2 separate regions of the Homo sapiens genome follow, and region 1 is linked to region 2. A link is a contact called in ENCODE Hi-C or POLR2A ChIA-PET data. All regions are on one chromosome and are shown on one strand. The core of a region is the stretch at or near the end of the contact, and the rest is flanking DNA. Distances in the headings are between cores, read along the strand shown. Region 1 holds the start of ZNF765-ZNF761 (ZNF765-ZNF761 readthrough). Region 2 holds the start of ZNF415 (zinc finger protein 415).

Region 1 (6,565 bases), core at 3,801-6,300, 260 kb after region 2:
GGACAGTCGGCGGTGACCCGGAGGGAGAAGGAAAGGTCGTCGAGGGGGCGGAGCCTGAACCGGTGCTTGGGCGGGGCCAGAAGGTGGAGGCCGCTTTGGAAGCCGGGCCAGGTTAGAGGGTGGGGGTGGGACCTGGAACGGGACTGGGGCGGGGCAAGAGGGAGGAGGCTGCCTTGGGGCCGCCCAGGACAGCGAGAAGGGCTGGGGCCAGAGGGTTATCATTTTCGGGGCGGGGTCTGAAAGGGGTTTTGTTCTGAAGGGCGGGGCCTGAAGGGGGGCGGATCCGGGTTCTTTCCTCAGCTGGGCCATGGCTGTCGCCTGCTGTCATACTCTTGCCCTCCAGGACTGGGTCCTCCGGGTTCTGATTGGTGGATTGTTTCTGATGTACCGTGATATTACCCCTAATATTACATGTAGTGAGCCACCTGTACCGAACGCTTAATCGTTTTTCCTCTTAAGTTGAAAATAGTTTTAATGCAAAGAGCCTTTTTGGAGCAGGTAGAGTCATGCATCCTTCAGGCGGGGCACGCTCCCCTCAGTCTGAAGCAGGGCGGGGTAGAGGGGCAGGGACCTCGGTAAAGGACTGGAGTAGGGCGCTGGTTGCAGCTGGGACTGACAACGAGAAGGCTTATTAAACTAAGCAGGATCCTGGGTTGAGTGGATAATGGGAACTGAAAGGTGACATGCAAAACTGCCTATTACACACAGGAGGTGAAGGACAATTCGTATTTCATGGAAATAAAGTCAGGGCCCAGAGTAGTGGCTCACATCTGTAATCCCAGTGTGTCTGGAATTGGTTCCCTCTGGTGGGTTCTTGGTCTCGCTGACTTTAAGAGTAAAGCCACAGAGCCTCGCGGTGAGTGTTACAGTTCTTAAAGATGGCATGTCCAGAGTTTGTTCCTTCAGATGTTCAGATGTGTCCGGGGTTTTTTCCTTCTGGTGGGTTGTGGTCTCGCTTGACTTCAGGATTGAAGCGGCAGACCTTTGCAGCGAGTGTTACAGCTCTTGAAACTGTCGCGTCTGGGGTTGTTTTTTCCTCCTGGTGTGTTCGTGGTCTTGCTGACTTCAGGAGTGAAGCTGCAGACCTTCGCAGTAATTTGGCCCTGCCCATGTCCTGCTAATGGGTCCATTTTACAGAGTGCTGATTGGTCCATTTTTACAGAGTGCTGATTGGTGATTTTCAAACCTTTAGCTAGACACAGAGCACTGATAGGTGCATTTTTACAGAGTGCTGATTGGTGCGTTTACAAACTTTTAGCTAGACACAGAGGCCTGATTGGTGTGTTTACAATCCTTTAGCTAGTCAGAGAAGTTCTCCAAGTCCCCACCCGACCCAGAAGCCCAGCCGGCTTAACCTCTCACCAGCACTTTGAGAGGCAGAGGTGGGAGGATCTCTTGAGCCAAGGAGTTCAAGATCAGCCTGGGCAACATGATGAGACCTCGTCTCTACTAAAAAAAAAAACAAAACAGCCCGGTGTGGTGGTGCACGCCTGTGGCCCCAGCTGCTCGGGGCACTTAGGTGGGAGGATCACTTGAGCCAGGGAGTTGGAAGCTGCAGTGCCCTGATCTCGCCACCACACTCTAGCTTCAGTGACAGAGCTAGACCCTGTCTCAAACAAACACGTAAATAAATGAGAGGTGTAATTCCTCCCTTGAAAATAAAGGAAGAGATTTTCTTTCCTTTCATCTCTTTTCTTAGGACACTGATTTCGAAAGTTTGCAAATGGATTTTCTCTGTCTTCTGAGTTTTTTTTTTTTTTTTTTTTCAGATGGAGTTTTCCTCTAGTTGTTTAGGATGGAGTGCAATTGCACGATCTTGGCTCACCGCAACCTCCGACTCCCGGGTACAAGCCTGGTTTTGAACTCCTGACCTCAAGTGATTTGCCCGCCTTGGCCTCTCAATGTGCTGGGATTACAGGCATGAGCCACCGCGCCTGGTCTGAAGTGGTATTTTTTAGAAACGAACTAAACCTTTTTTCAGCTTAATGACCCAGGGATGTATTTCTGAAGGACTTGGGAGCTCTCTTTGAAAGGCAAAATACAAGGGAGACAGTACCTGTATCTCAGTAGGAAATTAAGTAATTCAAACATCAAATAATTCCAATTTAAAGCTATGGCCTTTAAATAATTCTGAGCCTTTGAGGAGAGAGGCCATTTCTCTTACTGTCTCCTGTCTCTGAAGAGGAGGAAGTAAAAGCTGAAAAACAACAGGAATGAATTCAGTGACAAGACCAGCCAGCGCCACTGATGACCAGGCCTGAGGTTAAAAGATTAACTGCCCCCCAACTCTAACCACATGTGCTCTTAATCTGTCATGACCTTTTCCCGTGGAACCCCTTAGAGCTGTAAGCCCTTAAAAGGGCCAGGAACTCTTTCTTCGGGGGGTTCAATTCTTGAGAGGCAGGTCTGCCGACACTCCCGGCCAAACAAAGTCTTCAAAGAGCTCGGTTCTTGAGACGTGAGTTGGCCGATGCTCCCGGCTGAATAAAGCCACTTCTTTCTTTAACCGGGTGTCTGAGGGCTTTTATCCGCGGCTGCTCCTGCTACACCTTGAGAGGAATGTGCTCATGCAACCTGAGTCCAGCGGAACGCAGGCGTAACTTCTACGAGTTTTCCTGGCTGGCTGCGGTGGCTTATGCCTGTAATCCCAGCACATTGGGAGGTCAAGGCGGGCAGATCACTTGAGGTCAGAAGTTCGGAACCAGCCTGGCCAACATGGTAAAACCCACTCTCTACTAAAAATGCAAAACAAAAGGCGAGGCGCGGTGGCTCACGCCTGTAATCCCAGCATTTTGGAAGGCTGAGGCGGGCGGATCACAAGGTCAGGAGTTTGAGACCAGCCTGCCCAACATGGCGAAACCCTGTCACTACTAAAAATACAAAATTTAGCGGCTGGGCCAGGAGAATCGCTTGAACCCGGGAGGTGGAGGTTGCAGTGAGCAGGTGAGATCGTGTCACTGCACTCCAGCCTAGGCAACAGAGCGAGACTCTGTCTCAAACAAACAAACAAAAAATTAGACAGGCATGGTGGCGTGTGCCTGTAATCCCAGCTACTTGGGAGGCTGAGGCAGGAGAACTGCTTGAATCCAAGAGGTGGAGGTTGCAGTGAGCCGAGATCGCCCCACTGCACTCCAGCCTGGGCGAGTCTTGCCCTTATTTACAGGAAAAGAGTTCTCCTGTAAATAACTAGGAAGACTAAGCAGCCCCAGAGATAAGGCCTCCTGGGATCATTGTCCCTTTTTATGGAGTGATAACATAACCTTCCTTGAAGTGTATGACTCCGTCACCAATCAACTTGCTGCAACCTATGCACTGGTCTTGAATGGAAAATGTGTTGATTCTCCTAAAACTTCTCTGTCTTTCCCTGTGTGTGAAACCTTAACGTCTCTACTTGGGAACGTTGATCCCATTCATTAGGAGTTGATGTTTGCCGGTGGCTATCCTCATGCTTTGTGTTCAGATAAACTCTATACTTAATCATAAATTCTAAATGTTATTATTTACTGCTGACATCAGTTTCTGTCACATTGTAGGAGCCTCACCAGAGAGGGCACCTGTAGCCATGTTGTAAAACTCACACTTGTCAAAAAGACATGGGTTAGTGTTTCTCCCCCTCCCTCTGCATGAAGCTAATTAGCTGACACAGATGGTCACCTCCATTACCAACTAGAGCCAGGATGAACTATGTGTGACCAAGGGTGTTGTCAAGTCCTTTTCCCTGAGGACTGATTAGTGTTTATCTTGAAAACATGTACTTAATGGGTTGTATAGAACTGTGAAGTGTCTTTCTCTTTTTTCAACCTCTTAGCTCTTTGCCTCTATTTCCCATCACATTCTGGTCTAAGGCTTACTTATTAATAAAATGGTGTTTATTTCTTTCTCTATTATCGTCATGGAGATGTTTTGTCATTTGGGGGAAGATTTTTTTGTTTCGTTTTCAATTGTATTTTCTTAACAATTAGAAAGTGAAGTAAAAAGTATTTGGCCAGGCGCGGTGGCTCCCGCCTGTGATCCCAGCACTTTGAGGAGGCCCAGGCAGGTGGATCCCTTAAAGTCAAGAGTTTGAGACCACACTGGCCAACATGGTGAAACTCGTCTACAAAAATACAAAAATTAGCCGGGCATGGTGGCACGCGCCTGTAATTGCAGATACTCTGGAGGCTGAGGCAGGGGAATCGCTGAAACCCAGGAGGCAGAGGCTGCAGTGAGCCGAGATCCCATCACGGCACTCTAGCCTGGGCGACAGAGAAATACTCTGTCTCAAAACAAAAGAAATAAGTAAATAAATAAAGGAATAAATCTCTTCCAAAAATGTGCTGAGGCAACTAACTGGATATCCACATGGAAAAGAATACTGTTAGATCCCTATCTCACACAATCAAACTCTTATTTTAAAACGTTTAAAAAAAAAGGAAAAAAAAGAGAGAGTGACGAGGAAGGGAGCCCTGCGGGAGGGGGTGTTACATTGTCGCCCAGGCTGGCCTGGACCCCCAGGCTCAGCAATCCTCCCGCCGCTGCTTCCTGAGTAGCTGGGACCTCAGTCTCCCGCGCCCGCGCCCACATCCCTGCTGTGTTTATCCAGAAGGTGGTGACCTCACTCCTCGCTGGCCTGAGCATTCCGTCCCACATCCCAGGCGGTGGCCCTAGGGAAGTCTCTGCAGCTGAGCACAGGGTGGACTCTCCCTCCCAAGTGAATGGAGACTGGAAAGGGAGAGGATTTCTATTCTGTTTTGTGGGCTGTCAGCATGAAATCGTACGTTCCATCCAGGCAGGGCTTTGCATTTTACATTCCAGTTTGCATCCCCGTTCCAGACAATTCCAGGGCTTTTGAATCATGCCTCAGCCTTCCTGGCCGGTCTCGCCTCCAAAACCCGAAAACTGAGGCCCTGGGAGCCAGGCTGAGAGACTCACAGGTCCCGCCACAGCCCCGCCCTCTGTCGGTTCTAAAGGGTAAAGTCTCTCTGCCCCGCCCCTACCTCGCCCAAGCCCGCCCACCTCCTCGCGGGTCCCGCCCAGGCCTGGCTTCTTTCCTGCGCGCGCAGCTTCGCGCAGACCCGGAAGCGGACGGCGTGGAGTGACTATCCCACCGCCGCGGGTGAGTTTCGCTCTGTTTTGTATTAAGTCTGTGCTTCCCAGGTCCCTGGCGCTTCTGTACCTGGGGCGTGGGGTCTCCACTAACCTGGAAATTCTCAGCCGTCTTCCTTCACCCAGAGCAAGTTGAGACGACCCCGTGAGAGTCCGGGGGTCGCTTCCTTTTGGGTTTAAGGTCCCCCTGAGGCTGGTCCCGTCCCGGGTGTTTCTGCTATAGGGCAATGTATACACTTTCTATCACGTAGTTTTCCTGCTCTGAAACTTTTTCTGACTCCTCCCGTCCCGCGCTTTTTAAAGTCCTCACCCGAGAGGTGAATTCCCTCCCTGAGCGCCTCCCAGTCTCGCCCTCGTTGGCAGCTGGACGCAGCGCGGCGGCCCCAGCCCCAAGGAGGCCGCGTCCTCTGTCTGGTCCTGGGATCCTGCAGACCCCACCCTTGTCTTAAGGCGCCGTGGCGCCGCCGCCTCCCTCCTTTTGCGGGCCCTACTGCTCCCCAGGTTCGCCTCCACAGTCACTGCTTTCCCTGAGCCCGAGTTAGGGAGGTGCCCGGGGCCTGTCCTGTGACACGGGGTGTTCTTGCCTGCCCAGCTCCAGCCCCTGGAAAATGCGCTCCCCCGGGATGCAGGCGTTTTGCTCCAAACCCTCCTGTGTCTTATCCAAAGCCTCCGGTGCTTGTGTAGGCTAAAGGGATCAGGAGACAGACGTAGAGCAGTAGAAAACCTGAGACAGAAAAGAAGAATAAAAAAGACTCATAACAGATGGCAAAGTAGAGGATGGGTGAGGGATTTGCCAGACACAGCAAATGTGGGGGAAAAAAAAAAAAAGGAGGAGAAAAGCAACTGGAGAAATGTAGAGAAAAGGTAGATGTACAGAGAGATGAAGGACAGAGAGCAAGGTAGGGAGAGGGACAGCAAAGAGGGAGGCTCATCAGAGTGAGGGAGAGGAGGAGGGATTTGGAGCCAGGGCAGACAGAGCAGAGTGGTGCTGGTGGCAAGGAGAACAGAGGGAGAAGCACAGCAGGGAGGACACCTGGGGATCTGGGGTGCTAGAGAGTGGGGATGAGGGTATAACAGGGAAGAGAGAATGTAACAGGGAGAGCAGAGGAGGCGCAGAGATGGTGTTGCGGGAAACTAAGTACTAGAGAGACCGGTATGCGGGAGACAGAACGATGTTTATTTAAGGTACGCACCGGCTCAGTGGATTTACATCTAAAAAGCTGAGCATTTCAACAAAGACAGAGTGGGGTTTTTATAAGCAGGCTTACAGAAGCAAAATAAAAGCAGTTAATCATGTAATGATTGGTCACATAATCTATAGCATAGCATAACTTGTGGCCTTGCATAGCTGGTGGTCTTGTAGCTGCATTGAAAGAAAAACAAGAACAGCTAAATACAGACTTTTTTTTTCTTCACTCTTGTTCTAAAGTGGGGTTTTCTGGAGCTCATTCCTTTGGCTTCAGCTGCACAAAAAGCGTTA
Region 2 (6,571 bases), core at 1,538-4,037:
CTGAGCAAAAGAAACTTCTTCAAGGTTTTATCACATTGGTTCCAAATGCAGCTCACAGCTTACTATTTTAACAAATTACACAAAAGAAGAAAATTGAATAATAGACTAGTTAAACTAGGTTTCCATGTTAAGGTAAAAACATCATTGACATCTTTATCAGGTACACATTGAAACAATCTAAAATTACCTACTAGTCAACAAATAATGCTTCTATTATATAATAAAGAGCAGAAAGCATGCAGACCTCTATCAAAACTGGACACAATTAATTTCAAAGGGAAAGATTTTGAAATTGTTAAGAAATATCTGATGAATTTTGGAGCTAAAAAAATTGAAAACACATTATATTTAGAAAATGCCATGAGCTGATTATAGGATGCCACCAAAGTTACTTTGGAAATAATTATATACAGAAAAATAGAAACTGAATTAATGAAGATCTATCTCAAGTTGCAAAATGAACTATACATGAGATGAAAGGGAATTAGTAAGAAAAAAAGCAAATCAATTACAAAAAGCAACAACACTTTTTTTGTTTGTTCTTTGTTTTTTTTTCAGACGCAGTCTTGCTCTGTCACCGGATCTCGGCTCTTGGCTCACTGCAACCTCCGCCTCCCGGGTTTACACAATGCTTTGCCTCAGCCTCCTGAGTAGCTGGGATTACAGATGCGTGTCACCATACCTGGCTAAGTTTTGTATTTTTAGTAGAGATGGGGTTTCACCATCTTTGCCAGGCTGGTCTTGAACTACTGACCTTGTGATTCACCCACCTCGGCCTCCCAAAGTGCTGGGATTACAGGCATGAGCCACCATGCCCAGCCTCAACACTTTTAATGTTCCTTTTGAGCAACGTTGTCCAATCCGCAGCCCAGGAAGGCTTTGAATGCAGCCCAACACAAATTCCTAAACTTCCTTAAAACATTTTGAGATTTTCTTGCAACTTTTTTTTTTTTTTTTTTTTTTTTTTTTAGCTCATCAGCTATTGTTAGTGTTAGTGTACTTTATGTGTGGCCCAAGACAATTCTTCTTCCAATGTGGCCCAGGGAAGCCAAAAGATTGGACACCCCTGCTTTAGAGAGACACTATGTAGTGACAGTCTTTCACTTTCTGCCCAGCTTTACTCTCCCACTCCCCCTTCCCCTCCCCCTGCCCCAACGCCAGGGAAGGGGAAGAGGATGACCTGTGGAATTAATGAGTCAAGTCACTTCCCTCTGCCTTAACAGGGATTGCAAGTGGAAGCTAACTTCTGATGCCATAATTATAAAATGCACCAGCCTTAATAGACAGGAGCTTTGCAATTCTCATCATCTGTGCATTTTAAACTTATAAAGACAGAAATCAACAGGTCAAAAGGTAGTCATCACATCCAGTCAGTTCACAACTCACCTGGACCTGGGGTCCCCCTCTTTCCTCATTATGGTGTGTTTCCCTCCCTCGTTCCGTACATCGCTCTCATTCTCACCTTCTTTCTCTAGCTCTTTCCTTCCCCTTTATTTTCTCCCTAGGATTCTGCTCATTTTGAGCCCCTCTCCTCTCCTGCTGCTCCTCCCCGTCTTCCCTCTATTCTTTCTCTTCCACTTGCTCTTTCCATTCTTGCAATGTATTTAATTCCTCTTTCTTCCTAATCTTTTCATTGTCCCAGTCTCCACATATTTCTGGCTCTTTCTTCCCCATTTCAGCACTCCCTGTTAAATTCCCTCTTCCCTGTTACACACCGTTGTCCCCACTCTTTGGCACCCCCAGATCCCAGGCCTCCCCGTGCTGTGGTTCTCCCTCTGCTTCTCCTTGTCATCGGCTGCCCCCTCTTGCTGTCCCGGTACCACACTGCCCTGTCTGCCCTGGCTCCAAATCCCTTCTGCTCTCCCCCACTCTCTGTCTGAGGAGCCTCCTCCTTTGCTGCCCCTCTCCCTACCTGGCTGTCCTTCATCTCTCTGGATACTGTGCTTTTTCTCGAAATGTGTCTAGTTACTTTTCTCTCCCTGCTACTTTCTCGGCTTCTTCTTCCACTCTTACTGTCTCTGAAAATCTCTAACCATCCTCTACTTTGCCATCTGTTTATTGGTTTGCCTCATTCCTTCCTGTCTCAGGTTTTCTACTGCTCTCTCTGTCCCTCGATCCCTTTGGCCCACACATTCACAGGACGGTTTGGGGTAAGACGCCTGCATCCTGGAGGAGCGCATTTTCCACGGGGTGGAGGAGGGCAGGCAAGAACATCGGGTGTCACAGGACAGGCCCTGAGCACCTCCCCAGCGCGGGCTCAGGGGAGGCCTGGGGAGCAGCGGGGCCCGGCACGAGGAGGAGGGAGGTGGGGCGCGACAGCGCCTTCAGACAGGGGTGGGGTCTGCAGGATCCCAGGACCAGGCAGAGGACGCAAGGCTCCCCGGGACTGCGGCTGCAGCTGCGGCGCTGCGCTCCAGGGGCCGACGAGGGCAAGGCTGGGAGGCACCCAGGACGGGAATACACCTCTTGGGTGAAGACTTTAAAAAGCCCGGGGATGGGGGAGGGGGTCAGGAAAAGGTTTTAAGCGGGAGGAAGAAGCAAAAGGCCGGGGACGGGGAGCAGCCTCAAAGCGACTTCAACCCAAAGGGAAGCGACTCCGGACCCACACTGCGAGGCCTGTATTCACCTGGGGTGGAGTGTACGGGGATTTTAAGGGCCGTATCGACCCTGGACATCGGCTGTGGAAATGGGAAACAGGGAGCGCAGGTTTAATCTACACAGAGGGTCACTCACGCTCGACGCCGTCACCTTCACCCAACGCGATCCGTTTCCGGGCCTGTAGGAAACTGCGCATGCGCGGAGAGAAGAGCCCGGGCAGCCTGAAGGAATGGCTGGAGTGGGCGGGGTCTGCGCCGCTTTAAGGTAAAAAAATCAGAGTTGTGTGGGCCACTTATGGTGGAAACCAAAATGTTTTCCACTTACCAAGTTGAAAACGGTTTATGTTAAAACTATTTTGCCTGCAGGTTGGACCCGATCCTGCTAGGGAGTCTCCTGCAGCTTAGCAGTCCGGGAACTGGGATTTCGGTGGGGAATCCAAAACTAGCAGTGATTGGATCCATAAAAGTTACCAAAAAACAAAAATGAAGTGTCTGGAATCACTCCACTGGATTTCAAGACTACCAATATAGGAAAGGTAATAAAAACTGTGTGGTTTTGGGGCAATAAAAGACATATGGATTGATGCAATACAGTAAGAGAGTACAAAAATAGCCTCTACAGGTACTTCCAACTGATTTTTGACAAAGTTACCAAGGGAATTGAATGAAGAATTTTTAAAAACTGGTGAGGGGCTAACTTAATATCCACAGCAGGAAAGAAGTCATCTCTACTCAAACTTCACAACCGTACAGACATTAGTTCAACATTGACCATAGCCTAAATGTAAAATATCAAACCATAAAATGGTATCCTGTAGGAGACTGAAAGAAAAAATTACTCACAATAAAATCGTAAGAATCAAGAGCTTGTTCAAAAATTCTTAGCCATAGCAGCAAAAGCATGATTCATTAAAGAAAAAAAAAATCAACTGGTATTTACCAAATTAAAAACTTTTGGTCTGTGAAAGACCTTCAGACGATGAAAGAAAAGGTATTTGATATGGTTTGGCTCAGTGTCCCCATCAAATCTCATTTTCAAGTATAAACCTCAGGTGTTGAGGGAGGGACCTGGTGGGAGGTGACTGGATCATGGGGGTGGTTTTCCCCAAGCCGTTCTCATGATAGTGAGCTCTCAGGAGATCTCATGGTTTAAAAATCTGTGATAGTTCCTCCTTTGATCGCTCTCTCTCCTGCTGCAAGCAAGACGTGCCTTGCTTCGCCTTTGCCTTCCTCTATGATTGTAAGTTTCCTGAGGGCTCCCTAGCCATGCGGAACTGTGAGTCAATTAAACCTCTTTTGTTTATAAATTACCCAGTCTCAGGTTGTCACAGGAGGGTTTAGGCAGTGTGAAAATGGACTAATACAGTACTGAATAATAGAAAATATTTGCCTACCATATATCTGACATAAAACTGGTATGTGGAATGTATAAAGAATCCTAGAACGACTTAAAAAAAAAGCAAAATAATCAAATTAGAAAATGGATAGAACTATGAAGAGACATTTCACTGAAGCAGATATACTGAGATAAATGGGCACATAAAAAGATTTCCAACATCACCATCCATCAAATCTCAGACCTCAGCATATTCTGCTTTCTCCATGTGAACCCCTGGATGCTGTCAGAGATCATGAGAAACACAGGAGCTTCTACTGAACAGTCCAGTTGATGTGTATTAGCAACCTGTAATTGTTTTTGGAAACGAACAATGGAAACACAGATACAAAAATATTCTCAGCTCAAGAAATATGCACTTTGTCATTATTAGTGATTTTTTTTTTTTTTTGAGACAGAGTCTTGTTCTGTCACCCAGGCTGGAGTGCGGTGGTGTGATCTCAGCTTACTGTAACCTCTACCTCCCAGGCTCAAGCGATTCTCCTGCCTCAGCCTCTTGAGTAGCTTCAACCACACGCACGCGCCACCACACCCAGCTATTTTTTGTATTTTTAGTAGAGATGGGTTTTCACCATGTTGGCCAGGCTGGTCTCCAATTCCTGACCTCAGGAGATCCACCCCCCTTGGCCTCCCAAAGTGCTGGGATTACAGGGGTGAGCTACAGCGCCTGGCCACCACTAGAACTAACACCTCAGGTACTGGATGCCTCCTTCGAAAGATTGGATAATCGTTCTTACAGGATTATGTGGTAATGAGTGTCTCTGTCATTCATTTAGGTAAGATGCATACGCAATAGTGATCTATAAAATATAGACTTAATTGATCTATAAAAATATAGATTTAATACAAAGTTACCACAATCACAATGATATATGAAGATAAACCATTTAAAAATTACAAGAGATACTAACAAAATAGGTATAGATGGTGAGTAAAGGACAAAAATAACTAGCATTGTTACTGTAGCATCATCATTAAAAGCTTTGTCTTTGCAACCAGACAACATGGATTCAAATCTCGATTCTGCCTCTTACTGAAATGTGACAAGATGAGTCTTTTAAAGCAGAATATGCTGAGATCTGAGATTTGATGGATGGTGATGTTGGAAATCTTTTTATGTGCCTATTTATCTCAGTATAACTGCTTCAGTGAAATGTCTCTTCATAGTTCTACCCATTTTCTAAATATATATATATATATATATATATATATATATATATATATAGAGAGAGAGAGAGAGAGAGAGAGAGAGAAAGAGAGAGAGAGAGAGAGAGAGAGATGGAGTCCCGCTCTGTCACTGAGACTGGAGTGCAATGGTGGGAACTCGGCTAACTGCAACATCCGCCTCCCAGGCTCAAGCAATTCTCCTGCCTCAGCCTCCCGAATAGCTGGGATTACAGGCGCCCGCCATCACACCCAGCTAATTTTTGTATTTTTAGTAGAGACGGGGTTTCACCATGTTGATCAGGCTGGTCTCGAATTCCTGACCTCAGGTGATCCCCCCGCCTCGGCCTCCCAAAGTGCTGGGATTACAGGCATGAGCCACTGTGCCCAGCCTAATTTGATTATTTTGCTTATCTGTCCTAAGTTTCCTCACCTCTGAAATGAGAATATCATTAATACTTATTTCAGGAGCTGATGATTCAGTTGTTACACATAAAGCATTAATAACTGTGATTCTTACTCTAAATGTGATTGATATAAAATATATATGCAAAGATAAATCACTTATTAAAGAATATATATCAGTTTTTTAAAATGGAAACAAATCTAAGGGGAGTATATTAAATGGCAGCTGTCATTGCAAAAGTTGCACAAATATCATGTTTTGCTGTAAGATCCTCTGGCTCAGAAAAGAAATACCAGCCACAGTAGGAAGTTGAATTGCCTCCAGGGATTCAATGAGAGAAATTATCTCCTTTGCATAAATGATAATTAATATCTTGGGGACTCTCTTATTAACTGTATTTTCATTTACTTCTCCAGATGCTGGTTAACCTCCACACGCTTGATTTTCAAGCATCTGATCTTTGATAACTTCCATATTAAGAGACTTCATTTCACCATCTAGTATCCCTGTACTTTAATTGAACTAAAGATTTACAAGGACACTCCATTTTCCTATTTACAGAGAACCTAGTCTGTACCTGCCATTGTTTTACATACATTTTCATGTCACAAAATTTTATTTCTAAACAACACCCTCATTTATGTATTTTCTAAGTGTTCACTGGAGTAACACAGAGAAGAAATGCAGTAAACATATAATTTGGATTAAAATGTATGGAAGGAAAAAATCCTTAAAGTAAAAATCATATACAAAAACAAAAAGTCATTTTACTACTATTGGCTCATGGCTGTAATCCTAGCACTTTGGGAAGCTGAGGCAGGAGGAATGCTTGAGGCCAAGAGTTCAAGACCAACCTGGCCAACATAGCGAGACCCCACGTCTAAAAAGAAAAAGAAAAAAAAAAAGAAAAGAAGCTATGGAGAATATGTTACACAATACCATAAACTGAACAAGACATGAATATAACACAGCCTTTGGAAAAATGCCCTTTGGCTAAAATTGCTTGAT

Evidence for each region. A loop is a pair of places that touch in the nucleus more often than their neighbours do. ChIA-PET counts read pairs that join two places held with the same protein, here RNA polymerase II (POLR2A). Pooled maps may share reads with other maps.
Region 1: a loop to region 2 is called in a pooled map, with 2.4 times the contacts of the local background. The contact joins the promoter of ZNF765-ZNF761 here to the promoter of ZNF415 in region 2. A Hi-C loop is called at or near these places in 4 of 50 pooled maps. POLR2A ChIA-PET finds 5 or more read pairs at or near these places in 2 of 52 experiments (CD4-positive, alpha-beta T cell and IMR-90).

The regions. Positions count from the first base shown.
Region 1 is chr19:53,390,099-53,396,663 of GRCh38, forward strand. ZNF765-ZNF761 (ZNF765-ZNF761 readthrough) reads left to right here and starts at 5,051. Exons shown (of 13, transcript NM_001350496.2): 1 at 5,051-5,095. It overlaps ZNF765 (zinc finger protein 765), which reads left to right and starts at 5,051. Exons shown (of 4, transcript NM_001040185.3): 1 at 5,051-5,095. RefSeq lists a silencer at 4,921-5,120.
Region 2 is chr19:53,130,123-53,136,693 of GRCh38, forward strand. ZNF415 (zinc finger protein 415) reads right to left here and starts at 2,788. Exons shown (of 4, transcript NM_018355.4): 1 at 2,734-2,788. It overlaps ZNF347 (zinc finger protein 347), which reads right to left. Exons shown (of 5, transcript NM_032584.3): 5 at 4,813-6,571.